Linked DNA regions of Mus musculus: all the other regions are linked to region 1. Evidence: chromatin loops called from intact Hi-C (ENCODE). Cell type or tissue: heart. All regions are shown on one strand.

Region 1 (4,000 bases):
GCGCGCGCAATCTGTGTCTAAGTTTTTAAAGTCTTACAATGAATTCTCAAAACTCCCTGCCTTCGCTATACCCCCCGAGGTGATCAGAACTCAGAGATGAGGAGCCTGAAAATTAAAGTGACTTTCGAACTTTCTCGGATGCAAAGATGGGGGATCAGTAAGAATTAATAAAAGTGTCCCCCCACCCAAACAAAAAGGGGGCGGAGGAAGGGAACAAAAAGGCCGGTGGCTGAGCCGGATGCAGGCAGCTGGCCCTAAGCCCTGCCCGCTGGCTCTGTGCGCGAGCTGGGGTTCGGTATCCCAGCCTCCTGAAGAGTGGGAGGAGCTGGGCCTGTGTCAGGCTCCCTAAGCCGTTCCTTTCAAGCCCTGAATGCCTGAATGTGAGCTGCCCACCGCCCTCCCCCACTCTGCAGCCCCACTCCAGCGGCTCGGAAAAAAAAAAAAAAGTTTCAACAACAACAGGCTGGACCAATAGCAGCTCGCAAAGCCGGGGAAGGGGGCCGAGCAAAGGGCGCCGGAGAGTGGAGAAAGGAGAAAGCGGGCAAGCCTGGAGCGCGCGGGGCCAGGGCTCGGCGAGCCGGAGGAGCGTTGCTAATGTTTTTGTTTGTTTGCTTTTCTATGCATGCATAATGAGGGGGCGCCGCGGCACCACACGGGGGCTCCCGGCCCACTTTTGTATTTAAAGCCTCGCGGCGAGCTAGTCCGCAGCCGGGCTCCGCGGATCCGCTCCCCAAGCTCCGGGTCTCGGAGCAGAGAAACGCTCCGAGTTTCGGGGTCCTCCCTGCGCCTGGCGCCCAGAACTTCCCGGAGCGCGGCCCAGACCGGGGTAGAGGGGGAGGGGACCAAGCGTCCTGGCCGCGGGAAGGCGGGATGCCAGAGCTGCGAAGTGCTACGCGCCGCTGAGCCGGGAACCGAGGAGCCGCCGGCCGCACGACTGTCTGCAGGCGCCTAGCACCATGCACCCCCGGCGCCGCGCGCTCCTGCAGCTTCGCCGCGTCCCCCCGGAACGGCACTGAGCGCCTCCAACCGTCTACCGGACCCGGACCTGCGTCGCCGCGCTTCTCAGGGAGCCCCGGCCGCGGTGCCGGAGCGAACACCCGCCTTTACCAGCCGCGGGGCCGCCGGCATGGATGGATGAGGACGCCCATGCCAGAAGTGCGCGGAACTCGGACAAACTTTTCCAGCGGCCCCGCGGCCGCCACCCGAGCCTCGTCTCCGCTCCGCACCGCGTCCGGCGGCCGCTGCTGCCCGCGATGCTAGCCGCGCTGCTGGGCGGCGCCGGGGCCCGCACGGGGACCTTGCCGGGCGCCTTGCTGTGCCTGATGGCGCTGCTGCAGCTGCTGTGCTCGGCACCGCGGGGCTCGGGGCTAGCGCACGGCCGCCGCCTCATCTGCTGGCAGGCGCTGCTGCAGTGTCAGGGCGAGCCCGACTGCAGCTACGCCTACAGCCAGTACGCCGAGGCTTGTGCGCCGGTGCTAGCGCAGCGCGGCGGGGCTGATGCTCCGGGGCCCGCCGGCGCCTTCCCCGCCTCGGCCGCGTCCTCGCCGCGCTGGCGCTGCCCGAGCCACTGCATCTCGGCGCTTATCCAGCTCAACCACACGCGCCGCGGGCCCGCGCTGGAGGACTGCGACTGCGCGCAGGACGAACACTGCAGGTCCACCAAGCGCGCCATCGAGCCCTGTCTGCCGCGCACCAGCAGCGTGGGCCCGGGCGCGGGAGCGGGCTCGGTCATGGGCTGCACTGAGGCCCGGCGGCGCTGCGACCGGGACAGCCGCTGCAACCTGGCGCTCAGCCGCTACCTGGCCTACTGCGGCAAGCTTTTCAACGGGCTGCGCTGCACAGACGAGTGCCGCGCGGTCATCGAGGACATGCTGGCCGTGCCCAAGGCGGCGCTGCTCAACGACTGCGTGTGCGATGGGCTGGAGCGGCCCATCTGCGAATCGGTCAAAGAGAACATGGCCCGCCTGTGCTTCGGCCCAGATGCGAGCAACGGTCCGGGCAGCAGCGGCTCGGACGGGGGCCTGGACGACTACTACGACGAAGAATATGACGACGAGCAGCGCGCTGGGGCCGCGGGCGGCGAGCAACCCCTGGACGACGACGACGGCCTTGCGCGCCCGGGCGGCGGCGCTGCTGCGGCGGGCGGCCGCGGAGACTTGCCCCACGGTCCCGGGCGCAGGAGCAGCAGCAGCGGCAGTGGAGGCCACTGGGCGAATCGAAGCGCCTGGACCCCGTTTGCCTGTTTGCTGCTGCTGTTGCTCCTGCTGCTCGGGTCACACTTGTAGCTCCTGCGCCCCTGCTGCAGGCTGCTCCAGGCCGGTATGCACGACCCAGCTGGTTCCCGAGCAGGGCACCTGTGGCTCGGAGACCGGAGATGGTCGGGAACACTGACCCACACTCTTCCTGGGTGGACAGGGCCCAGCTCGTACCGCAGCCAACATGTTCGGCCCTCTTCTGTGCGGTTTTCCAGGCTGCAGAGATAACCGGCTGATCTATACTGCCAGCTCTAATCTGCAGAATTCGGGACACCCTGCAAAAGCAAAGGAGGCCTAGACTCAGAGTGCTGAACGGTGGGGGTCTTTCAAGTTCCAATGGACTTGGAGAAGGGATGTTGAGGGAATTAGGTTTGCAAAGGGGCCGGGTTTTTATTTGTCTGTTTGTTTTGTTTTTAAACTGTTTTCCGGTGAGGGAACACATAGTACTGGTAACGACTTAAATTGCTTGTGACCACTGAGAAACACAGCAATCGTAAGTAAATAGAAAAGTTCCCCTTACCGATTCATTCCTGTGCTCTTGGTGTATCTATCCATCGGTAATGCTCAGTGTGGAGCTGGCGATTGCCTTTGGGGGGGGGAGGGGCTTCCCCGAAATTACAACTGCATTATATTCCTAACCCTTCACCTTTAATTTTCCTGCCACCATTCTGATCCCTCTGCACCACGTGTCTTAGAATTAAGGATCCAAAAGAAGAAAAAAAGTTACCATGGTGTTGAACAATGCATGTTTTTTATCCTAAAGCTCGGTACTGCCATCTAGGAAAACCTCTATGATGTTTGTTCTGTTGTCCTTTTTTTTTTTTCCCTCCACCAAGAAATTCTAAATTTGAATATGCAGAGATTGAATATTACCTCTGCCCCTATCAGGGTCTTCCACCCTGGTACGTCGTATATAAACTGTATTAAAACTGGGGTTTCTTACCAGTTGCTGTACTTTGTATATAGAATTTTTTATAAATTGTATGCTTCAGAAAATAATTTATTTTTAAAAAAAGAAATTAAAAGTTTTAAATCTGCATCATTGTTGTATCTCCCCTATCCAAGAAATGTATAGAATACATTGGTCATGAGGAATCCACTCCTGCAGCCCATCCAAGAAATGTATAGAATACATTGCTCACCAGGAACCCGCTCCCGCAGCCCATTTTGAAATGTGCCCTGTGTAGAAGAATGTACAGTGTATTTTACAGATTTGAAGTAACGTTCTTATTTTCAAGAGAATTTATGGACATTGTAGAAATGTATAAATGCATTTCCAAACTGCCTTAAACATTGTATTTTTATAGACATCATTTTTTTAAATCCCGTGTTTAAAAAAAAAAAACTATGACTTTGTGTATTTTTGGTTGTTTTATTAAAAATGCACACACCAGTAAAGAGTTTAAACAGTGTCTATGGTGCAGTTGCTTTCGACAGTTACACTGCATTTAACCCAGTGATGAGGTGGGAGGGCTGTGGAGGGAGGGGGCACTGGAAGTCCATCCAGCTTCAAGTGAGATTAAAACGCAGCACAAGGCAGAGTGTGAGCTAATGCTGCCTTTAATTTAATGAACAATTAGACGTCCGTAAATGGGGCAGCTAAAAAGAATTTGTAACTGGCCTCTGCTGCTGTTGTCATTTGTGAAGAAAATTCACAAAATACTCTGTCTCTTGTGTGAGGATAGCCTCCCCCTCCCTGGGAGACCCACCCTGTGCACCCCCCTCCCCTTTTCTCCTGACCCCCA
Region 2 (4,000 bases), 130 kb before region 1:
GAAGACCCAAGTTCAATTCCCATAAACCTCAGGACGAGTTACAAATACCTGTGATTCCAGTTCTAGGGGATTCAACACCGTCTTCTGACTTCTGAAGGCACTGGGCATCCAAGTGGTCCACATACATATATGCAGATAAAACACCATATAATATAATATTGTATAGTATAATATAATATAATATAATGTAATATACTATAATATACTATAATATAATGTAATGTAATATAATATAATATATAATATATTGTTAAAAAATATATTATATTGAGTTTGATGAAGGGGCTCTTAGTCAGAAACACTGACTGGCTAGGGCTATCGAGAATGGGGCTCCATCTAGAGAGAAGTTGACAGAGCTGCTTAGGGGATGTGTCACTGTGTTGGGGATTTTGATTGTTGTCCCCTGTATATAGACAAAACTGAGGGCTATCTCGGATATGTATCCCTCTGGTCATGTAGAAGGTCAGGGCTGATTAGAAGTGAGAAATTGAGACCAAAGTGAAAGGGATTCATCCTTCACTTAATGCAATACTATGGAAAGCCACTGCATAAAGTCATCTCTGTTGCTCTGGAAATTCTGTTTCTTGGCATCCAAGAACTCCAAATCCCCCATTTATCTTGCTCTGTGGTAAAGTCTTGGACCGGGAAGAAGCAACCTCAGCCACATTCACCAGATAAGTATTTTTTAAAACTTATTTTTAATTTAAATTATTTATTTATTTATTTACTTACTTATTTATTATATGTGTGGGTAGTATTGCTTGGTATGCATATGCCATAGCACATATGTGGAGTTCAGAAGACAACTTTCAGAAATCAGTACTCTCTTTCTACCATGTAACCCAGGGATCAAACTCAGGTTGTCAGGCTTGGCAGCAAGCCCCTCTTTCCACTGAGCCATCTTGCCAGCCTGAGAAGAATGTCTTTAAGCTTTGATTTTGCAGCCTGATAGATCAGTGAACATACTTAGAATTCCTTCTTAACTGCGGTGAGGAGGAGCCTGGGCTTTCTCTTCATGCTTTCCCCTAGCTTGTTTGGTAGCTGAATTGAGACAAGTACCCTGACCCCGAATCTGAGTTGAGGGCTCTGTGATCTTCAATATACCAGGTCCATCAATAGCTGACTCCAGAGGTCATGTATAAGCCTGCAAAGAGTCAGGAGACTAAATCTCTGAAGGCTATGAGTCAGGAGAAGGAAGGCCCATAGCTGATCCCAGTGCCAAGGTCTCCCTCCCTCCGCTGGCCCACTGTACCAGGCCTGCCTCAGCATGAGTGTTTCTTCTGGGTGTCCACACTCATTCCTTTCCTATTGCAGAGACTTTACCATGCTCAGTCCTTCTCAGAGGCATTGAAGAACGCCGAGGACAAGTCTTTGATTTGAATCAATGACTAACACTGAGCCTAGTTACAAACACCTACTTCCTAAAGGCCAGAAACAGTATCCCCAAGAGAAAGAATCATGTCCTTGTCAACTGCCCCTCCACTCTGACCTTCAGGCTGGCTTATAACCCCTTCATCCTTCAGAATCATGCCGTTAGAACCGGGAAGAACTCAGAACATTTTAGAGCCTGGAAGGAAGGTTCCAGATAGAAGATTCTGGTCTCCGTCCTCCCTCGTGACCGAGCAACAAAGAGGAATGCTCCGAAGGGAAATGTCTGGCTGAACGTTCAGAAGCAGCAGGAATAGGGGTGGGGTGGTTTTGGTTTCCGCCAAGGTCCTTAATGACATCATCGGTGCCGATCCACTAGCACACCCCTGAGCACCAGCGGGTGGGGGAGGGATGAAGTGACTGTTTCCTATAGACAAGACATAGTGGAAATGAGCTACTATGGAATATGTGTCGTGAAGTACAATATCAAGTAATGAGTTTGATAACACAATTCCAGTGAGTCCACCAACCATAAATAGGAAAATAAAGCCTATGGCTCATAGTATAGCTGGTAATCATTTTAATATCACCACCATGTAATGTTGCAAGTCGAAGAGAGCAACCAGGAAGTTCTCCGACGGCCATAATGAACATGGGTAAGCCTCAGAAGAATGGAGCTGTGCAGCATTAAGCAGGCTGCCGAATCTCTCTAGTGCAGTTTCCTCGTTTACAGAAAGTACGGATTTGTAGGCTCTGGGACCCCTGGGAGTGGCTGAGAGCTCGCTGTAGGTTTCACACAGGCCATCCCTTACAAAAGAAGAGAGAATATGAAGAAAACACCAAACTAACAGCCCTTGGGTGACCTGACTGTGTAACCAGGGAAATATGCAGGACCCAGGCTTTATTCCTTGAAATGAGATGAGGGCCTGGTCGCCTTTAAAGTCCCCTGCAGCTTGGACAGCTGACCAACAATGTAGAACACTATGCTCCTAACTGCACTGGGTGTAGCAACACCCACTCCGCCGTTCCTCTTTACAGTATATTGGCTACTTTGGCTGTCACATAGGTGTGTGTCCCCATTAGATCCCCACAGGTCCCTTCATTGCAAGATTCCAGAGCCGGACTACAGCCTTTGTCTTCTCAGGGGAACCGCTGTTCACACACATCTTTGGATACCGCAGGAAGTGAGGAATCTCAATCTTAACCTGTTTTCTCAAGACAAGGAACAGAAGCCTGGGCATTTGGCCCCGCCCCCGGCTCGCTTCTCTGCATAGAGCTCTTGTAACCGTCTGATGATGCATGTCTCTTTCAGGAGACATGCTCCCTTGGACCATTCCTAATATATCTGTATGACAGGCACCATCTTTACAAACTAAAGTTTCTATCAATCTCATCGTGTCCTCGCCATGACCCCAGAAGCTAGTCTCCTCCCCCTCCTCTTCTCAGAGAAGGAATTAAGGCTTGAGCTGAAGGGAGGGGCCAGATCATGGTGCAGCCCATACTTCACAGGCAAGCCAAGCTCGTTTCTTAGCCTAGGTTTTCTTCACACCATGAAGGCTGTGGTCGTTAACAGTCTACAAAAGTCCTGTGAAAATGTCCATATGAAATATAGGCCCCGTAATAGGTCTGTTTACTTCTGACCGTGGAAAGATTTTTAGGGCCCTGGCTCCCCAACCCCCTTCTCTTCTAAAGGCCCTATGAAGAAGTGTGTGTGTGTCTACAGCACCTCTTCTGGGGCCCCTGGAAGGAATCCAAAGCTGTCACTGTGTTTTCCATCTGGATCTAGTTCAAGAATCTCTTCGCTGCTTACTGTAGCCTGGAGGTCGCAGGCAGTGCTCTGTGAAGTGCTTTTGACAGGTTGGCTCTGCAGGGAAGCAGCCTTGTGCTGTTGTGCATCTGGAAAAGGCACGGTGGAGCCTGCAGGCACATCTCTCTACATACTAACCAGAAGACAGGAAAGCGGCCTCCGATGAGACTGCCCCCTTGAAGCACATAACGACTGCTGGTGTATCAAAGAATTTTAAGTTGTAATCAGCTAATAAAGATTTAAAAACATAATTCATCTCATAAAAAGCCAAACCAACCAAACAAACAAACAAAAACCCCTTAATTTTCCTAGAACAGTCATTGGTTTAAACAGTCACTGGTTTTAAAACCAGCAGTGAAAGGAAATATTTGAATTTCCCAAAGAAGGCTGAGGACAGGCCTTGGTCCCTGACTCTCAGCTGTCCATGGATTTACAGGCTTTAAGAAAAAAATGAAGCCTAACCAAGAAGTCAATGAGATTGTAGGCATGAAGGTTTTTTGGAACTTCAGAAAATCTGTGTTTCTAATACACACTGTTGGCCATAGTTTTCTTTAGAAATGACCCAAGATGTAGGGAATAAGAAGCCTATCTGGACCTTCATATGTGAGTGAACCCAAGCTCCAGTCAGTTACTACCTGTTAAACATGTTACAGTAGTCTGCACATCTGCTCCTGTCCAGTCTGTGAGGGATCCACTCCACAATACCCATTCAGTGCCTGAAACCCAGGTAGCCCTGGCCACTGTATCCAAACACCATGCTGCCATGACAGTCTGCTGCTAACCAAGATGGCTACTGTAAAAGATGGGACACGGGCACAGCATGGA
Region 3 (4,000 bases), 290 kb after region 1:
AAGAAAGGGCAAAGCTACGCCAGTGCCAGTTGCAAGTTACATGCCACGCAAGCATTCCCAGGGAAGTAAATGGAGACTGAAGCTCAGCACAGGGGCAGACAACCCTCTTGCTTTGTCACTGCCTCAGTCTCCCCATCTGTAAAATGGGAATGGCCGTGACCTCTGTGGGTCATGCCCTGTAAGGAGCAAACCAAAGAGACTAGAAAAGTCTTCAAGGAGTGTCATATTGACATCAAGACCAAGTGTTAGAATCTCCTTCCCTCTGTGTGTGAGGAGGGTGCCCGCTGTTTATCAGCTATGGAGTATTCAACAGTCAGAGAATAAACACAGTTCATGGTTCCTGGCGAGGAAGAGCAGTAAACATTTTTACTCCATGAAGGCCTCGATAGTCAGGATATGATAGTGTACGTCAGTTATCTCAGTACTTAGAAGGGTGAGGCAGGAGGATTATCATCTTGAAGCCAACCTAGGCTACATAGCAACGCCTCAAAAACATCTCGTTTAAAATTAGAGATATGGGTAACTACGCTTTTACCCAGGGATCCAGATAAAACCTCAGATGGAACCTTCATCAACCGCATTCTCGTGTTTCCCATGAGACTACAAAAGAAGCTGGCAACTGGGCTGGTGGAGAAGCAGCCTTCCCTCCTCACGGGTACCACATGGGGACCTGAGGTGAAGCTGGCATGCCAGCTGATGCTTACTGCCATTCTGCTGCCAAGTGCCTGACCCAACCCTTTCAGGGGAGAGATGTGGATTCAGACCTTGTAGCTAAGTGTGTACGTGTGTGCGTGTGTGTGTGTGTGTGTGTGGGGGGGGGGGGTCCCTGAATAATTTACACAGGATAATCCAACTTGGCTAAGCCTGGAGAGAGGGAACATGGATCCTTATTTAGAAATGTCTTTCTCCCCTCAGAATTTAGAAAATATCAATAGAGTCTGAAAAGATGGCTATGAAGTCACCAGCATGCCTCCGCTTGTCCCGAGGATGCAGAGATGTCACACCTACATTTTAAGAGGTACTGATATAACCATTCAGGTGCACTCTGTGACACCCAGGGGAGTTGTCCTTCTAGGTACAAAAAGATAAGTGGCCTTAAGTTAGTGTGTGGGACTCTGTGACTCCTTGCTCTCTCAGTACAGTCCTTATGAATCTTTTAAACAGCTCTTCCTCTAGTAGCACATTGTGTGTCCAACCATAAATGCCAAAGGCTGCTTCTTATCTACCCCTGATACAACTACAGGACGGTAGCAGAGAAGGAGAACCCATTCTGTGGTCTCAGGCAGAGGTCCCACTGTGGAGGACAGGCAGAACCTCATGGCAGGAAGTCCTTCCACAAGGCTATTGGTCATTTCCATTTATCTCCTGAGGGGTTAAGGAAGCTGATTGAGAGAGACGTTCCCATAGCAACCGTGCCGGCCTTCCACTGTGAACATACTGGTTCCATTCCTGATGCAGATTACATCAAACTTTGCCACTTCATGGCTTCATTTTAGCTGAGGCAGATGGTTGTTTGAGAATGTGATCACCGCCACCTTGTGGCACAGAGGAAAACAAAAGACAAAAAGAAAAAAAAATCCCCCCTCTGTAAAGGGCGAATTGTGCTCAGTTTAGGGTCAGTCTTACAAACTTTGACCACTTTTTCTTCTCTGTGGAAGAGCCTTCGTGCTGATCTGTGAACTGGGGCTGTAACACACACAGCAAAAACTCTCCTCCCGGTATCTCAAAATCTCACTGGTAATGCCAGGATTGAGCCGTAATCCCAAATAATTGTATTAACAAGAAAGTCACTTCCCATAATCTCTCCAAAAAATAATGTTATCCACATACGTTTTGTAAAGAGGTCTGAGTATTCTGGTTTAGCCATGTTTGGATTCTGTTCTTAGCCTAGAACAAGTTAGCCTGACCTAAGAGTATTTAAAATCTCCTGCCCTCCTATGCCACATGGCTTGCTTTCAGGGCTTTGCATACCCTGTCTCCTGTATCCACTGTATTTTCTGCTGCAAAGACATCCCTGTGCTTCTTTAAATGGGTCTAAGAAAAATGATTTTCAGTAACTGTAATTGTTTTTTCTCATGGTGAGCTATCTCACTGTGGGAAATTTAACTCTGATAAATACATACCTTCAAACATAAAGAATTAGTTATAATTGTGCTCTGTGTGTGTGTGTATTTGTATATATTGGTGTGTGTGTGTGTGTATATTTGTATATGTATGTGTCTGTGTGTATGTGTCTGTGTATGTGTGTATATGTGTGTGTATGTGGCTGTATATGCGTGTCTGTGTATGTATGTGTGTATGTGTGTGTATATGTGTGTGTATAGGTGTGTGTGTATGTGTATATGTGTGTGTATATGTGTGTATAAGTGTGTGTGCATGTGTGTGTGTGTATGTATGTGTGTGTGTGTGTCTATGTGTGCTCACATTATATGGCTCTACAGTGTCTTGTCTCTGTGGTTACTAACACCCTATGATATGAATAGCAATCATAAACCACAAAAAAAAAAAAAAACATACCCAGGAGCTGAACTCTTCCTAACTCTAACATTAACTCTAGCCATGGGTGTGATACTTATTTGGCCTCAGAGGCTCTGGAGTTAAAAGTTCAAGACAGGAGGAGAGGAGGACATGAGCCTTTGACAGAAATGCTGGGAATCTGAAATAAAAATACATGAATATTTGAGAAAGAAACAAAATGTGCACCCAGGACCAACTCTAAGGTGAAGGCACCTTTTCCCCAGAGGCAGCAGAGAGCTCTGGTGTGAGTCTAGTCTTCACTTTTCAGAATATCCTCAAAGTTAGATGGGGACAGACAGACAGACAGATAGACAGACACACACACACACACACACACACACAGAGAGAGAGAGAGAGAGAGAGAGAGAGAGAGAGAGAGAGAGAGAGAGAAAGAGATCCCCAGGAAATAGAAGTAACTCAAAGCACATAATGTCAAGGACAGTCACAGATTGAATAATAGCATGTGTCCTTGTTACTAGAAACCCTTGCTGTCCCCAAGGTTTCAAGAAGAGACTAAGAGAACACAGATGTGATGGGGGAGGGGAAGCTCTGTTCAGCCACAAATGTTTATCTGGAATGCTGTGGTTGCTGTTGTCAATAACTGTCAACTCCTCCAGGCTACAAGGGAAGGTGGCTTGTACTTCCTGCCTGCTGGGTCATTGGGTGAGACCCAGTGACCAGTTCTGGTGAATGGGAGGAGACAGAAGTGACTTTTGCCACTTCTGGGACAGATTTGATTAGTGACAAGGGTTAGAGTTCTCTCTACTCCATGTACCACCATGGCCTGCAAGTCGAGACAGTAGCCAGTCAGGGCTCTCAAAGAAAGTGCTCTGAATACAGCTCAATGAGAGCAGATCTTGGCCTATCTGTGTGGGGTGTGGACTAGAAGTGAGGAACCAACAAACCCACTGTAGTTTAGGCCAGAAACATCTGGGTGATACGCGTTATTGAGGCATGGCAGAGCCCATCCCAACAAAAGCGCATCACCTTGAAGGGAAAGTTTGGTTGCCTTTTTGAAGTTTGCAGAGGTAATAGTGGTCTGGTGCTTCAAGAAGGTGCTGGAGTGGGTTGTTTTTGGTTTTGTTTTGTTTTGTTTTGTTTTGTTGTCTCTGAGAAGCTCTCCACCATCTTCTGGAAGATCAATGCTGCCTGTAGCAACTCTTACTTTATTTTAGGAAAAACACCAAAATACACCCTGCCTTGTATGAAAATAAATCAAGAAGGCTCTCAGCAGTTCTCAGTGGGGAGGAGGGAACTTCTAATTAAATCCATCTCTTGGGGACAAAGTAGAGCCTTGGTCTGGAAATGAAGATTGCTCCACAGAGCTGAATCAGAGCGGTGATTCACGGGCCTCCTGCTTTTCTGAGGGAGGGAAACCTACTCCTTCCTTTCCCGTGTCAATCAGTTATTCCTTGGTGGGGGGTGGGGGTGGGGAGGAGCTGACTATGGCTTCCCAAGGGCAGCCGAAAGGACCCTTCAGGAG
Region 4 (4,000 bases), 290 kb before region 1:
AAACCACTAGCCTTTCTATTATACACCAATGACAAGTGAATTCGGGGAAAATGAAAGAAATAGTTCCTTTCTTAACAGTCACAGATAGCACACCAACTGGGAAGAAATCTAAGTGTCTTAGGGTTTTACTGCTGTGAACAGACACCATGACCAAGGCAACTCTTATAAGAACAACATTTAATTGGGGCAGGCTTACAGGTTCAGAGGTTCAGTCTATTATCATCAAGGTGTGAGCATGGCAGCATCCAGGCAGGCATGGTGCAGGAGGAGCTGAGAGTTCTACACCTTCATCTGAAGGCTGCTAGGAGAAGACTGATTCCCATGAGGTTAGGAGGAGGATCTCAAAGCCCATCCCCCACAATGATACACTTCCTCCAACAAGTCCACACCTCCCAGTGGTGTCACTTCCTGGGCCAAGCACATTCAAACCACCACACCAAGGAAACAAAAGATGCCTGCAATGAAAACTTTAAAGTGCTCGATGAACACCTGGAGAGACGGCTCAGTGGTTGTTAAGAGCAGTTGTTGGTCTTGCAGAAGATCTGAATTCAGTCCCCAACATCTCACATGACACAACCATCTGTAACTACAATTCCAGGAGATCCAATGGCTTCTTCTGATCTCTGTAAGAATCAGTCACTCACACGGTACAGATACATACATGTAAGCAAACATTCACACCCACAAAATAATGATGAAAATCACAGCTGTTATGAGGGTAACCAACTGAGTTTTAAAGTTGGATACAAGGCCCACTTTGTAGGTGGGAGCTCGTGTCCAACAGTGTGGGCCTGGTCAAAGACCCATGGCTAGGGGAGCCATTGGCTCTAGGGATGAGCCTTCTAGGTTTATTTTGCTAAGCTTATTTGTTAAGCTGCATCTTAATAGTTATGCTTGCTCTGTAGTCTAGCAATATCCTCAAGTTTGTTCAAAGAAGTTTATCTTTGCAGGGAGCATTTGCTAATACAAACTCGCGGTTGGTGACAAGGTTGAGAACCAATCACTATACATGCTCAGCATTACACAAACCCCCCTTATTGTCTCCTCCACAGCTTGGAGAACATTGTGGAGGAAGCAGGAGAAAGAACTTAAGATCTGAGGGACATAAGGTGCTGTCATGAGGGCATGACATGGCTGCCACGCTCATGAACTCACAATGGCTAGAGCTGTCTGCACAAGTCTGAGCCCCCAAAACATTCAGCCATAGATGGGAAAGAGTTTCATAGGATCCCCTCCGCCCAGGGGGTGAATGGTGGTGGATGACTGCGGTGGGGGGCGGGGGGGGGGAAATAATTTTCTTCAGTGATGTAGCCACTTCTGCGTTATCCACAATTCAATGGACTCTCCACACTCTAGCCCAAGCTAATGGCGGTCACTAGAGCTGGTGGATCACAAAACAGAAACAAGAGGGATGGGGCTTGGTGGAATAGGAGGAGGGTAAGAAAGAGTGAAGGAATGAGTGTGAACAGAATGCATTATACACACGTATCAAATTGTCAAAGAATAGATTAGTAAAAATAAATTAGATCTCAGAGTCTCTCTCTCTCTCTCCCTCTCTCTCTCTCTCTCTCACACACACACACACACTTCTAGGAGGTGAATACACTTCAGTTTAAATGATAGAAACCTGGCTTTGACTTTTCTTCCTATAACTTTGGCTCCCAACCTTCTTGATGCTGCGACACTTTAATGACTTTAACGGAGCCCCTCATGTTGTGGTGACCCACAACCATACAATTATTTTAGTTGCTATTTCATAACTGTAATTTTTCTACTGTTATTAATTGTGATGCAAGTATTTTTGGAGATAAGAGGTTTGCCAAAGTGGTTGAGAACCGCTGCTTTAACTCAATATTGACTCTTCCCTGTTAAGAGAGACATCATGATGTTTATCGAAGACTCTAATGGAGTTTGGGTTGGGGGAGAGAATCTCGGTGATAATAAATTTTCATACAAATCAATTACTTTAATGCTATGAAATATTTAGTAACTCACGTCTGTCTGCCTAAAGCGGGGACAGTTAAATTATGACGAATGTGACATGTAATTCCTTGGGGACACCACTGGGTGGAGCCATTTCCACAGCAAAGATACAACAAAGATAAAATGGAAAATCGTGTTCAAGGCACAAAAGTAGCTTACTAATAAATTCTCTATGCTTCCGGTCATCTGGCCCACAAGTCTCCAAGCCGGCAATGAATGAATGAATCAATGAATGAATGAATCAATGAATGAATGAATCAATGAGTGAGTGAGTGGCTGAAAGAGGAAGCAATACAATGTAGCCAAAAGTTTAGCCAGTGGATCCTGTCTGTGGCTTTGGCTGTTTTTTGTTTTGTTTTTTGGTTTTGTTTTGTTTTGTTTTTTACACAGGGGCTGTAACAGCAGTCTAGTGGGCTGGCTGCATGGAGGGACGCAGCCCTCTGGGCCAGCTGATGTGATGAGGGAGCCAAGCTACTCCTCAGCAGGAAAAGGTCTTACACTTACATCTCAGAGCATGTCTTGGGCTGCCTAATGGAGCTGCTTCTCTTTTGTTCTTCCTTTTGCAGCTGTTTTCAAGCCTTGCATTTTAGGTGCGTGGGTGTTTGGTCTGACACATGTCTGTGCAGCATGTGCAGTGCCCGTGGAAGCTTGCAGAAGATGTTGAATTTCCTAGAACTGGAGTTATAGACACTTCGGAGCCACCTTAACAGTGCTGGGAGTCGAACTCCGGTCCTCTGGAGGAGCAGCCAGTCCTCTTACCCTCCAGGTACCTCTCGTAGGTTTTTTTTTTTTTTTTTTTTTTTTGACATATCAAATTTGACAAGTCAAATTTGTCTCCTGATTGAAAAGTTTTCACAGAGACATCATGGAGTTGGCTGGCTTACCCCAGAGTTTTCCACATTAAAATCATTTAACACAGAAACTATCAAAGATGACCAAATGAAAGGTGTCATTTATAATCCCAAGAGAGGGGTTCCCTTTGCTTAGAAGGCATTCTTTTTGGCTCTGAGAAAGGGCAGCTGAGGTCAGCTCAGGCTGCTGTACAGCCTGCTCCAGAGGCCCACACAGCCCACAGACAGAGGCCCACCCGGCCCACGGACAGAAACCCACTACCTCTGCTCATCAACTGCCACAGTGCTCTCTTTCTGATTATTTTCTTGGCTAAAAAACAGCACCAAAAGAGAGGTAATTAAAAAAAATTGACTTCTGGCAATGGTTTCCTATGCCAAGGGAAGCGAGAGAGCCCAATTTTATTGCCCCATGAGTCAGTTTTGTCTGTTACTGTAAAAAGATTGTTATGAAACTCATCAAATATTACTTCAGAGGAGAGCCAGTGTTTGTGATCTGTTCAGAAAACAAATTAATCAAGACACTTCCGGACGGGTCCTGGCTTCACTGGCTGAAGTGGTATTTACGTAGCCACCTTCCAGAACCTTCTCCCACACTTCCTTGGAAGGAAAGTTCAGGAAAACAGACTGTCTGGGACTAGAGTCAGTGCTGAATGACATGAAGAAAGCAGCCTGCCTTTCTCCAAGTTCAGCTTAGCTCAAGAGGGGACTGAGCAGCCAGATGAAGGTGCAGGCTGGGCACAGAGAACCCTGGTAGTCTGCAGGCCACACATAGATGACAGGGTCCCCAGAAGGCAAAGGCTTAGTACACAGCCCTAAGAATCAATGAAGAACCACATTTGCCAGCAAGTCCCAGAGGCCTGAGGCCTAGGAGGGGAGATAAAACCACCCTGAGCAGGATCTCTATACACCAGACAAACCGGGCCACTGTGGGTGGGGCTGTGCAGGTCATGACCCTCACTAGGTCAGGGTGAAAGTATATGCCTGACTTCAAGGACAACAAATAAAGAGAACTTTTCTATCCTTAAGTCTATATGTATCTGTGCTAGGGAGACAGCCCAGCTTGTGAAGTGTTTTCCTTGCAAGGACCTGAGTTTGAATCCTAGAACCTACACACACACACACACACACACACACAAAAGGTATGAGTTTGTGTGGACTTAGGAGGT
Region 5 (4,000 bases), 100 kb after region 1:
GAGAGCAAATAGACTCCTCTGAAGAAGGAGGGAGGACAGGAGGGGTGACAGGGCATCAGTAAGGACGGTGATCCTGGCGGAGAAAAGATTGCTGTGGAGAGACAGTAGCAGGGACAAACACAAGCACACACCAAGCAGGAAGAGGTAGAAGGGGCTGCTGCTGACAGGACAGGAGCATAGATCAAAGCAGCAAATGATTCCTACCCTGTAGGACCTGCAGGAGACTGATGCCAGGACACTTCGCCCTTCCCTGGGAATACCCAGACCCAGACCCTCAAGTCCCTATATCGGAAGTGCGTAGTACTTATGGCTATGCTACACACACATGCACACACTTTAAGTGATCTCTAGATGATGCAGAGTACTGCCTTGTGCAAATGCTATCCCAGCGGTTACCAAGTACTCTGTGCTCAAGAGAAGAATGAGATTTGAACATCTGCCCTCGTACAGCAGCTACGCCCCTCTTTCATTATTTTGATCCATGGGTTGGTTAATATGTAGACATGTTTAAAAGGAATGCTGTGGGCTCCCAGCCACACTCTCCAATTCCCAGAATTCTCAGCTTCTGCTATTAAAATGCATCACAAGAAGCAACTACAATCAGAGGCAGGCATGGATTAGCGAGTCCTCAGCCCTTGTAGGGAGTTAACTAGGTCTTGGGGCATCCACGTGAGCATGAGATGGTTTCTAATCCAAGGGCAGGTCCCCCTTGAGGTATACCTCAGCTATGGCTGCTAAGGTACCAGGTTCTAATTGGCAATTAACACTACGGCCTGTTGGATGAATTGCTGCAATGATAGTTACCTTTAATTGTTAAGACTAGCCATCTCGGAGGAGAGTATGAACGAGAGATTGTTGTTGGTCTGTGGGCATTTTGGGGGTGGAGGCTGGATTATCTTAACTTAATGACTTTAGGAAGGCCCAGTCCACTGCAGGTAGCACTATTCCCTAGGCAGAGATTCTGAACAATCTAAGAGTGGAGAAATTGCCCGGAGCACAGGCAAACAATCGAGAGAGCATGCATGGATGCATTTTCTGTGCTCCTAACTGTGGATATCACATGACCAGGTGTCTCAGGCTCCCATCTTTGTGATTTCCCCACCACGGTGAACTGTATGTGGCCTGCAACTGTGAACTGAAATAAATTCCTCCCTCTCACAAGCTGCTTTTTGTTGGGACATTTTTATCACAAAAGCAGAAATGAAGCTGGGACAGTGGGGTTAAATGGGGATTTCTAGTTAAAGTGACTTAGAAGAGCAGCAATCATCTACAAGGAGACACACTCAGTGTCAGATGTTTCACAAGTCTCTTTCCACTGCAGCTAAAACCAAAAAAAGCTAAAAACACCAATGCTCAAAGATTTAACAATTCAGAGAAAATTTTAAGACATACCAAATGAGGACCTGATGACCAACAGCGGACCACAGAAGGTCCCTGAGCATCGAAGTTGACTAGGGAAGATGGAGCTAGAGAGGCAGCAATCTAAAAGACTGATATCTATTGTCCCTGAGAAGTAGCTTCTGCTTGCCCTTTCCTTCCAACTGCTTAAAAATAAGCACACAGTATTTTTTACAGTTGGAAAGAAGGCAAGAAATATTAACAAGAGCTTGTGTTTTCCTGTCAGTGAGTGGCCCTGCCCTGGCTGCTTGTTTGAACCTCACAGTGTCTCTGTATGAACGGACAGAGGGCTGATTTCCCTGAGAATCCATCCATGATGTCTGCCCATCTCTGTCTCCCAGAAGGAGGAGCAGGCTTAGATGCACATGCTGTTCTCATTTCCTCTGCTCCACAGCCCTGGAATATTTGGGAATTTGGCCCTCAGTGCACACTTCCAGTCACTATGTCCCAGTCTGCGAGCATTTGCGTCTGTGAAACGCAAACTGCAGCCCCCAAGGGAGGACACTCCTAGCTTCCTGCCTCCTGGAAGAGCACACAACCTTGTGCACAGCTGCCTCGACACGCTGGCCCGAAAACGAGAGTGGCTGAAAGAAGCTGCCAGATGTCTGTGATGGTTGGTTGCTCGCTGCTTCAGAAAACACATTTTCTTTTTCCTCGCTGGAGGCAGCAGATGACTGGAAGAAGGGTGTCCCCTCTTCACTGCCCTGGAAGAGTTGTGGATTTACTGAGAATTTTAGGGTGGGGAAAATGAGAGAGAGTCACAGTTGAAGTCTGCACAGGTGCTTGTTTGCTTGCTTGCTTGCTTGCTTGCTTGCTTGCTTGCTTGCTTGCTTGCTTGCTTGCTTGCTTTGAAGCCTCCTCTAGGTCCCTGCAGGTGGCCTGATCTGTGAGATGCTCCTGAGATCCATTCAGTCAGACTCTCCAAAGACCCAGGTTGTCCTTCACCTCCTGAAAAGGTTTGTAGATGGTCTTGGTGCTTACTAAGGTGAGGGGTGGCCTCTGAGGTGACACGCAAGATAGAGTGATTTAATGGAGAAAGTATAGGGTTGGAGTAGAACTCAGTGATAGAGCCCGAGGATCTGCATTTGACCTCAGAGCCTACATAAAAGAAAAGCAAAAACAAAAATGTCGGGTGAGGTGTTGTGATCTTGTAATCCCAGTCCTTGCGGGGCATACCACTCAGACCTTCTCTCTGGCCAACCAGCCTGACCTCCTAGTTTTTAGTTGGGTGAGTTCTCAGCTTTGCCTCAATTTAAAAAAGAAAAGTAGGCAAGGTAGCATTTAAAGATGACATTGGATGTGGTTATCTGAGCTCTACATGCATGTATATGCATGTACACACATGTATACATGTGTATACATACATGCACATGCACCCACATGCTCACATACACATGTCCTCTCTCACCTAAGGATGATACTACATGACGTCTGTAATTCTAGACCTCCAAAGGCTAAGACAGGGGTGGGGGTAGGGGAATCATGAATTCATGTGCAGCCGGGGCTTCATAGTGAAACCTTGTCTCAAAAGACAACGAAGAACTAGGGATCTGGCTCTTCAGAGTAAGAGTGCTGCCTGCTCTTCTAGAGGCCACATGGGATTCAATGCTGTCTACTCTCTGCTATGGACTTTTCCACATATGTGGCATATACACACACATACACACACACACACACACACACACACACACACACACACACACACAAAGCAAATAAATCTTTAAAAACAAAAGGGAAAAACTATACATAGCATTAGCAGGAGAGATCTACTTTACATAGCCCTGGTGTTATTTTTTTGGAATGACTGCCTCCTTGGGTAGAAAGGAGGTTATCTGAGGTCTACATTCATGTATATACATGTGCACACATGTATACATGTGTACACATACATGCACATGTACCCACATGCTCACATACACACTGTGCTGTTATTTCACTTCATTCATAAATCTGAATCAAACATCAATGTAACTCAAAGGCACATTCAGTCACAGACACAGGCCACCACATAACTCAATCAGGCAAGCTGGACCAGGCAGGGGAGGAAGGGATACAAAAAAAAAAAAAACCAGTCCCTTTGGTGACCATTTTTTTTTTTTGCCTATTAACCACATATGTTGACTTTGTGTGAGGAACTAGAGAGTCCAATCACCACAAACATGAGGGTTAAAAGACACTTGGCAGCCTTTCACAATGAATTAAATCAAGCAAGCCCGGGCCTGGGGAAGAGTGTAGCTCAATTGGTAGAATGCACCAAGCCCCGGATTTGATCCCCAGTACTGAATAAAAAGGCCACAGAGCACCTGTCTGGAACCTCAGCACTCAAGAGGTAGAGGCAAGAAGATCAGAAGTTCAAGGCCACCCTCGGCTACAGAGCAAGTTTGAGTCCAGCTTGGGCTACATGAGACTTTTTTTTTCCTCAAATTAAACAGAAAGATAAATTCAACTTAGTGAGCATGTACCCAGCTCTCCAGCTTCCTAGACTCTCCTTACAGGTTAGGTAGAGGATGTTTCTGACGTGTAAAAGCTTTTCCCCTTATCCAGCTGTAAAGATAACCAGTGCTCCCTCTAGTTATAATTATGCTGACTCTGAGGCCCAATC
Region 6 (4,000 bases), 570 kb before region 1:
CCCCCTGGTGGACACTATGGAGAGACAGATGTATTTTAGATCCCACAAAATGCGGATGTTTGAGCATTGGAATGAATGTGTGTATGTATACCTCCTACAGTGAAGAATATCCTGGGTTCCCTGGGACTACTGGGCACTTGGTTAGGATTTACACAGGAAATAGATCTTGTTTAGAGTCATCTCGTCTTAAGACTTAGCTACATTTTTGCACATGACCTGAGGTTCAGGAGTAGACTGTAGAGTTTTCCAAGATTACAAATATCTTATAAATTGGTGGCTGGCTCACAAAATATTTAAATATTTTAGTACTTGTATGTATTTACAACATGTGTGTGTGTGTGTGTGTGTGTGTTTGTGTGCGCACATGCGCTATGGCACATATGCAGAAAGACGTCAAGTGACAGCTTGTAAGGGACAGTTTTGTCCTTCCCCTGTATGGGTCCTCGAACTTGATGGCAAACAGCTTTATTTCTCAAGCCATCTTCCTGGACCTATTTAAAATTTCATTTTGCCTTTATTCATTGAGACTCTTGGGTCCCTGGTAGCCCTGAAACCATGCTGTTTGAGTTGTCATGCCAACCATCCAATTGGTAAGCATTCACAGTCACTCCAAGGCCGTGGCAGGCTCTCCCTAGATCACCAGCACTGCGCTTCATGTCCCAGCATGTTCACCGAGACACGTTCCCCTTCCACGTCTGTCACCTTTGCATCGGTGATTCTACTGAGAAGTGGTTGCATGCTGTTCTTGGGTAAGGAACTCACTTCAGATCAGCAGGATGCCATACAGAAGGCATGCGGTGGCTGACTCTCGATGGCTACAAGAGCTGCCTGATCCTCCCCTTTTAGATAAGGAAACTGAGACCCAAGAACATGGATCAGAGCGGAATCGACTACTGCATCCTCTACCCATCCTGGAGTGCGAAAGGAAGATAAACAGAGGGGCGAAATAGATAAAGAAAGACATGCAGACAGAAGCGGAATCTCAGGCTGTGTGCTGGAGGCTCAAACAGGATCACACAGCCATCCGTAGCCCGTCTCACTGGGAAGACATGGCCCTACTGGGTCCCTGTCTTAAACACAGTGTAGCCGTGGGGGCTTCTTGACTTTATTAAGATTTATAAACCATCACTAGGAAAGTGTGCAAAATGAGAAAAAAGGCCCCTCCTCCTTACATCTCCATGGCGTTGTGGCATGCCGATTTTGTACCTCATTGTGGTTTCATTTCAGAGACAAATGCATCCACTTCTGGGAGCAATGGAGCATGGTCACCTGCATCCCAAGAGCTACCGTTGGTCTAAAACTTTTGCTTAGAACTGCTGTTCTTGGCTGATGAGTCTTAGTTGGAGGAGGCTGTGGTCATCTCTGAATCTCATGCCAACAAGCTACTCCTCGACTAACAATTGTCAAGGCATCCTGTCTTATCAAAGAAAGCAGCATTTTGCTAAATTTACACCTTGGCTTTTATGAGGCCCTAGACTCTGGGCTACCACACAAGCAAACACGTGTTCTCACTTCTCAAGTGGGGACCCAGGGACATCAGAACCCTATGTCTCCTGCCTCCTACCTGTGCCCAGGTCCCTTTCATATTTCATTTTCTGTCCGCCAAGAGATGGCAACCCTGGCTGGGTTCTTAACCTTCCTAATGCTATGATCTTTTGCTATAGTTCCTCATATTGTGGTGCACCCCCACACTAAAAATTATTTTTGTTGCTACTTTATAACTAATTTTTATGTTGTTATAAATCATGCTGAGAGTATCAGTGTTTTCCAATGGCCTTAGGGGACCCCTGTGAAAGGGTCATTTGAAACACCAAAGAGGTCGAAACCCACGGGTTGAGAACCACTGCTTTAGCCCATAAGCCAGGAGAGCCATTTTGTCATTGAGGTGGGCAGAATACACTAGAGTCTTGAAAAGCAGGAAAAGGGAAAGCAGCCTCAGTTGTCCGCATGCCTGTGGGAATCTAACCTCGTCGTCCTCTTCGAATCTAAATTTAGAAGAGTTTGATACAACCTTCCCTTGACAGAAGTTGCTGATAGCCCTCCACCGGTGGTCAACGCATTCTCAGTTTTGGCCACCAGGTGGCATGGTAGGGACAGCTGAGGAGCACAGAGCGGGACTCCCTGAAAAGCAGTTTTCACCAACCCTGTTTTCCTCCCCTAAGGAATGGCACCACACTAGCTATAGCAGGCGGGTGCTATGTGTGTTAATTGGTTTGGAAGGAAGCACACTAATACACAGTCCACCAAAGTGAGGCCGGAGCAGGAGCTCTGAGATTAGACCTGGCCACAAATCCACCCTGGCCAAGCCCTCCGTGATGGGGCTGGAAGGAGCTGGTAGGAGCTTGTCCACCCAGCACCCAGGAGGAGCATCAAGTTGGGGCCACTGTGCTACTGCAAGTTTTCTCAAGCCCTACAATGAGCTCCAGTGTGTGTCCCTTGGGTCTGTGAATGTGACTGGGCTGCACACAAGGCCCAATGGATTAAAGGTTTGGTTGAGTGCTTGCAGTAGGCTGGATATGTAAGACAGCACACCTCCCAACACTAGGAGTGCGCAGGTTTATGAACGTGGACCTTCCGGGTGGTTGTGAAGGTGGGTCTGTAACACAGGTTACACTCACCACCAATCAGCTCCCATCACTTACTTAAGTGCTTGCTCAAGAAGTTATCCTACCCAAGACTCAGAGAGCAACTAGCCTGCACGGTCCCAGCCAAGCCCAGCACCACACTGGCTATAAGCGCTTCCACTAGCAGGTCTCCCCGTCTCTCCTCTAGATCCTGACACCCACAGTCCGAACCTGGCGGGCCTCTGGGTTTACAGCTTTCTTTCTTCAGCACGTTTCCCTTGGCAAATTAGCTTTCACGTTCCCCAAAGGAAAGATGACTAAACCCACAGGCTGGAAAGGAAGCAACTGGCAATCTGGAGAAGCCAGATAAGGGCCCTGAGAAGAGGCAGCAGCGACTTCCAGCACATGGCACATGGCGGAAGCTGTTAGGCCCAAATGCACGGAGTGAGAATACTAATTATGCAAATGTCCTTCACTCCCTGTGAATTTTAATTATGGGCAACACCCAACACTGTCCATTTTCCAAAACATTCCTGAGCACCTCCTCAGTGTCTTATGCTTGGGTTTAAGAGAAAGGACGGGGCTACTTTTATTATCGGTTTAAGGAAAAAAATCCTACTGATGAGACCAATGAAGTAAACCAAGTCCCCAAAGCCCTGATAATCATGGAACTCGCAGGAACAGAGGCAAAGAAAATAAACTTCAAGACCACGGATACCGCATGCAGCCCACTCCCTATGACCTTGCATTTCCTTGCATTGAGGTGAAGAGACTGGACCTGGCTAGGCACCACAGTCCAGGTCCGTGCAGTGGAGGACTGAAGGGGCTCTTTCCTGGTAGGTAATCTATCTGTCTGCACGAGATAGAAGAGAAGGCACAGCTTCCTCCTGTTAGTTCCTCTGGAGAGGAGCAGCCAGAGGGTAGATGCGGGGCTTCCAGAGCCCACCAAACACCAAGTTCCAGAGACAGAGGAGACTCACATGAGGGGTCTATGGGATCATATGCTGTAAGCATTCCCGCCACATCCAACTGCAAGAACCCAGAGTGATGTCACCGAGCTGGAAGGAAACACCTGTGGCTAGCTCTCAGAGATAATACCAAATGTCTCAAGTCCTCCATATTGAACTGGGCCAGTGCAGGCTCCATACAGCTCAGTCCTGCCTGGTTTTCATAGTCCTGGCCTTGGCCTGGGTCCCTAGGAGTCTAAACCCTTCCAGAAGAGAAGCTCCTAAGGTCCCCTTAATGCCAGGCTCCAAAGCCCTCCCTGGTCCTGTGTCAGCCCCTCACTGCACAGGGATGAACACAGACTCTGACTCTCACACTGGCTTCCACTGGAGCCAGTGATAAAATGGCTTTGGTTCTATTTCCGTAGGCCAGTCCCTATTTCCTTCACGGCAAAAGTTCAAAACTACATTCCCAGGAGGTGAAAACCTCTG
Region 7 (4,000 bases), 110 kb before region 1:
TCTTCTGCTGTGCTAGGCTCGGCTGGTGAATCCTTAGCTCCACTCCTCTCTTTCCCCCACCCTGTCAGTCATACCTGTGACTTCCTACAGAGTCCAGAATAAGCCCCCCACCCCCAGAACAGGCCATCATGTGGGATCCATGCTTCAGAAACCTGCTGGCTAGGATGGATTTTGTTCTTAACCCCCCCCCCCTTTTTTTTTAATACAGAGACAGAGAGGTTTGGTCTTAGACAATAGAGGCACTATCATCACATGAGCTGGAAACACAAAGATCACAATACAATTTGAGACACGTCTTACAGTACAATCCCGTTTTCTATCCTAAACAATGAACAGTAGTAGAAAAATGAAAATAAAAATTATAATGTACTCTTTAGAAGTAGTCTTGCTTTAAAATGTTTTCTTTGTTGTCAGATCCCCCTCTACACACAGAAGAGTATGCAGGTAAGTTTTTGATGCACTATAGTCTCATAAAAATGGCCAATATGTAAACTGTAGGCACCCTAGAATAAGAGCAAGTGCTCAGTCGCCTCGGCATCGTGAACCTGGACAGGAAGCAGCAGAGCGCTCTCTGTATTCTGAGGTAGATGTTTATGCTGTTTGCTTCCTTGTCTGTCTGTCTATCTGTCCACCCCACCCCACCCCCTTTTATTAGTGAAAGCATTCTGAGTGTCTTACAGAAAGACTCCTTCACAACTCCAAGTCTTCAAGATTTATACAAGGCTCTACCTTACTTGGAATCTCAACGGCAACCCTTGAAGCACACTGGCTATTTCTATCAAATCTGTTTTGACATTGACCTACCACATGGGGCTAGAGAGATGACTCAGTGGTTAAGAGCACCGACTGCTCTTCCGGAGGGCCTGAGTTCAATTCCCAGCACCCATATGATGGCTCACAACCATCCCTAATGGGATCTGATGCTCTTTCCTGGTATGTCTGAGGACAGCTACAGTGTAGCCATATACATAAAATAAATAAATCTTTAATTAAAAATAAAAGAACCTACCACGTGGAATCACAGAACAAGTGGCACTAGCTGCTGCGAGACGTGGCTTTCCCTCCAGTGCTGTTTGATACATACCTGCCCAATTGACTGTTCCTTATATGGTGACCAGGATGGAGTTCCGTTTAGTAATGGCTCTGTCATGCTCTGGGGACTTATCACAAGACTGAACCTAAAAGCTGTTGTTTAGCTGAATGTCTTGGGGGAAAGGCAATAGTGTGGAGAGCCCAGCACATTGAATGGGTCTGACACACCCAGGCTGGGTTTTCAGGACTGCTGCACACAAACTGTGTGTTTCTACTTTCTAGTTAGTACTAGGGAGAACATTTTGGGAGGAGGCCGGGGCCTGGGCTTAGGGGGCCGGGCACTGATAACAACTGTGGCCAGAGTTTTGTTAACCTTCTCTAGGCTTTGTGTGGAAGAGCCCACCTGAGGGAGACGGCGATATAGAAGCCAGAGCAGAGGTCACCTTGCAGACTCAGGCAAGGCTAGCAAGTCTCTCATGATACAGAACTAAGAAAGAAAAGTCGTGTTCCTGCCCCGGGCTCTCAGAATTGGAGCTGGCACACCGTGGCTGACTCAGATTGTACGCCCAGTTTTCCTACACTCCAAACCACCTGAGACAGACAAATTACTAGCAGTGTTATTTCAACTCTGGATCGACAGCCTGTACCAGGCTCTGGAATGTTTGGTCCTGAGAGCCAAGAGGCACATTTCCACCAGACCTCTGGTATTTTTTTATCCCTTGCAACAGTGGAATTCTGGGGACTCTGCGTGTCATCGTGACTTGTGGAAGTATTTGATCACAGGGGGCAGTACCAATACTTGGCCTATCCTGAATCGGTTGTTCTTCCTGGGGACTGACTAGGAGGGCCATCTCATCTCCATAAATTTCTCTTTATGATATGTGGGCAATGTTAATCTTGCTTTCAGGATTCATTTTTCAAAACCAAAAAAGCCTATAAGACTACCCAAATGCCTTCAGACTTCTATGTTTTAGCTTGAATGATCTGAAGTTGGTAGTAGAAGGAAAGCCTTCTCTCTCTGTACCTTCTCTGTTCCTTCTCTGTTCCTTCTCTGTTCCTTCTCTGTTCCTTCTCTGTTCCTTCTCTGTTCCTTCTCTGTACCTTGGTCCTTCAGGACCAATAAAAACTTGAAATCTTGCAACAGGAAAAGACACTCATATTTTAGCATTGAGTCTTAAGGGATGAAGCAAACCGAATGTTTTCTTACAAGGACTGGATTTAAGGGCCAGTAAGAACCAAAAAGATGGCCATAGCTTGCTTGGAGCACGGCCTGTGTTGTTCCCACAGGCAGCTCCAATGGGCGGTGGTGGACCCTGGAGTCTGGAAAGTGGGAGAGAACCTGCTGTCATCATAAATTACTTTCATAGATACTGATTGCCACTCCCAGCATTCCTGCCTGGCCAGCTATAAGGTCACAGAAGGTTCAAGGTTTCCATCATAGCAACAATGGCTGCAATGAACTCTGATAGGACAGTGGGCCAGCTCATACTAACTCTGGAAGACAGAGGCCCCGCAGCCAAGAGTGCACCCACAGTGAAGGAAAGACTGCTTTCGTGACTCATGGTCATTATGGAGATAAATTTCTCCTTACATTGAACAGATTTCTCTAGAATAATATGAGACACGTTGCCTTCTTTTTCCAAATGCCAAAATTTCTTCCTGTCAATGGTTTCTTAGTATCCAGGAGAAAGAAAGCAGACGTTTGCCTTGAAGCTACCGACAACCGTCCTCCCCACAGCCGCTACCATCTCAGGAATTCTAATTTATCTTATCTCCTCAGACACACCGCCAGGAGAAATGTCAGACTTATTTTAAGAAGCCAGAAGGTCATTTGAGTTCACATAGGAGACGGGGCAAATTTTAATTTGCTTTTGCCCCCTTAATTTTGGTTACAGACTGTCCTATAAAATTAACCTGAATAATAATAACAATAATAATAATAAGTCTTCAACCAACTCGGGTTTTTATAAAAGCAGGAAGAGCTAGGTTACACACTACTAGAAGCACAAGCTCCCTGTCATATCACAAGTGTAGGCTGCAAAAGGATTTGAGGGGGTGCCCCAATGGAAGCAGAAGGGCTCGAGGAGGGTCCATGATGGGAACAAACTCTGATGAAATCCCAAGGGCTTCCTGCAAAGGGGACCACTGTAGTCTATTCTACAACTCATGGCTCTGGGATATTGCTTGTGTCACCTTACAAATATCCCTGAACATGTGCAAAGCCTGTTTGTGCTTGTCTAAGTCAGGCTGAGATGGTTGAAATGCACACAAGTTTCTTCCAAGCCTTTGATTTGCAACACATACACCAGGAGGCCTCCGTACAACACTATCCAGAATGCATCCCACAGAGGTGTGGCTGCCTTGGACCTTATTAGTGAAACACCAATCGCTAGAGAAGGGCAGGAAGAGCACTTTCTCTCAAAGCAAAGTCCTTGGCACCTGGATTCTGCAGCTATAGCTGACTCCTAGCATCCCTCCTGTTAATTGTTATGCAAATGCTAGAAATAAGTTGTAATGCTCATATTGATTGAGAGACCCAGTTCCACCGCAGATTATAGCATAAGGCCTATGCTCTTTCACGTTTAACAAATAGTATGCTACTTGGCTTTAATGATCAACTTGACAGAGCCTATAATCATTTTATAAATTAGCCTCCATTGAGGGATTTCTCAGACCTAGTTGGCCTGTACGCATGTCTGGGGCTGGGGGCACATATCTTGATTATTTATTGATGTGTGAGGGCCTAGCCTACTGTGGGTAACACCATTTTAAGCAGATGAACCTAGGTTATTTTAAAAAGCTATCTGGGCATGACCCAGTGAGGATCCAGTGTTTCTCCACTATTTCTGCTTCAAGCTGCTTGAGTTCTTTCCCTGAGTTCCCTCAATGATAGTCTGTGACCCGGGAGTTTATGCCAAATCAATTCTTTCTGCCCAGAAGTTGATTTTGGCTAGAGGGTCTTTTCACA

Evidence for each region. A loop is a pair of places that touch in the nucleus more often than their neighbours do. Peaks named below come from ENCODE experiments on the same cell type or tissue, not always from the same donor. Only the 100,000 strongest peaks of a DNase experiment are listed, where the experiment ranks them.
Region 2: it touches region 1 in a loop (2.3-fold over the local background); 3 of 42 quality-filtered maps call a loop at or near these places.
Region 3: it touches region 1 in a loop (2.7-fold over the local background); 17 of 42 quality-filtered maps call a loop at or near these places.
Region 4: a loop joins it to region 1, with 4 times the contacts of the local background. A loop is called at or near these places in 20 of 42 quality-filtered maps.
Region 5: it touches region 1 in a loop (5-fold over the local background); 5 of 42 quality-filtered maps call a loop at or near these places.
Region 6: a loop joins it to region 1, with 3 times the contacts of the local background. A loop is called at or near these places in 7 of 42 quality-filtered maps.
Region 7: it touches region 1 in a loop (2.2-fold over the local background); 4 of 42 quality-filtered maps call a loop at or near these places.

Annotation. Positions count from the first base shown.
Region 1 is chr13:60,174,072-60,178,071 of GRCm38, reverse strand. It overlaps Gas1 (growth arrest specific 1), which reads left to right and starts at 537. Exons shown (of 1, transcript NM_008086.2): 1 at 537-3,667. The coding sequence starts at 1,131. The coding sequence ends at 2,285. In heart, CTCF peaks have their summits at 651, 2,121 and 3,039; DNase peaks (open chromatin) are centred at 401, 1,551, 2,141 and 2,241; H3K4me3 peaks cover 4,000 bases; H3K27ac peaks cover 3,345 bases.
Region 2 is chr13:60,307,362-60,311,361 of GRCm38, reverse strand. No RefSeq gene overlaps it. Among named protein-coding and RNA genes, the nearest start is that of Gm5084, 100 kb to the right of the region's middle. In heart, no CTCF peak of the experiment used is centred here; DNase peaks (open chromatin) are centred at 1,661 and 3,161; H3K4me3 peaks cover 537 bases; H3K27ac peaks cover 1,924 bases.
Region 3 is chr13:59,887,319-59,891,318 of GRCm38, reverse strand. No RefSeq gene overlaps it. Among named protein-coding and RNA genes, the nearest start is that of Gm19866, 27 kb to the left of the region's middle. In heart, a CTCF peak has its summit at 1,528 (motif pointing left); a DNase peak (open chromatin) is centred at 1,378; H3K27ac peaks cover 1,615 bases.
Region 4 is chr13:60,466,464-60,470,463 of GRCm38, reverse strand. No RefSeq gene overlaps it. Among named protein-coding and RNA genes, the nearest start is that of Gm35333, 34 kb to the right of the region's middle. In heart, a CTCF peak has its summit at 2,063 (motif pointing right); a DNase peak (open chromatin) is centred at 2,383; H3K27ac peaks cover 1,333 bases.
Region 5 is chr13:60,069,680-60,073,679 of GRCm38, reverse strand. The region is part of intron 1 of A530065N20Rik (RIKEN cDNA A530046M15 gene); the gene reads right to left. Among named protein-coding and RNA genes, the nearest start is that of Gm35193, 27 kb to the right of the region's middle. In heart, a CTCF peak has its summit at 2,061; a DNase peak (open chromatin) is centred at 1,879; H3K27ac peaks cover 163 bases.
Region 6 is chr13:60,742,436-60,746,435 of GRCm38, reverse strand. The region is part of intron 19 of Dapk1 (death associated protein kinase 1); the gene reads right to left. Among named protein-coding and RNA genes, the nearest start is that of BC051665, 42 kb to the left of the region's middle. In heart, CTCF peaks have their summits at 7 (motif pointing left), 1,873 and 2,073 (motif pointing right); DNase peaks (open chromatin) are centred at 2,075 and 2,835; H3K27ac peaks cover 1,691 bases.
Region 7 is chr13:60,285,497-60,289,496 of GRCm38, reverse strand. No RefSeq gene overlaps it. Among named protein-coding and RNA genes, the nearest start is that of Gm5084, 82 kb to the right of the region's middle. In heart, no CTCF peak of the experiment used is centred here; a DNase peak (open chromatin) is centred at 2,496; H3K27ac peaks cover 2,677 bases.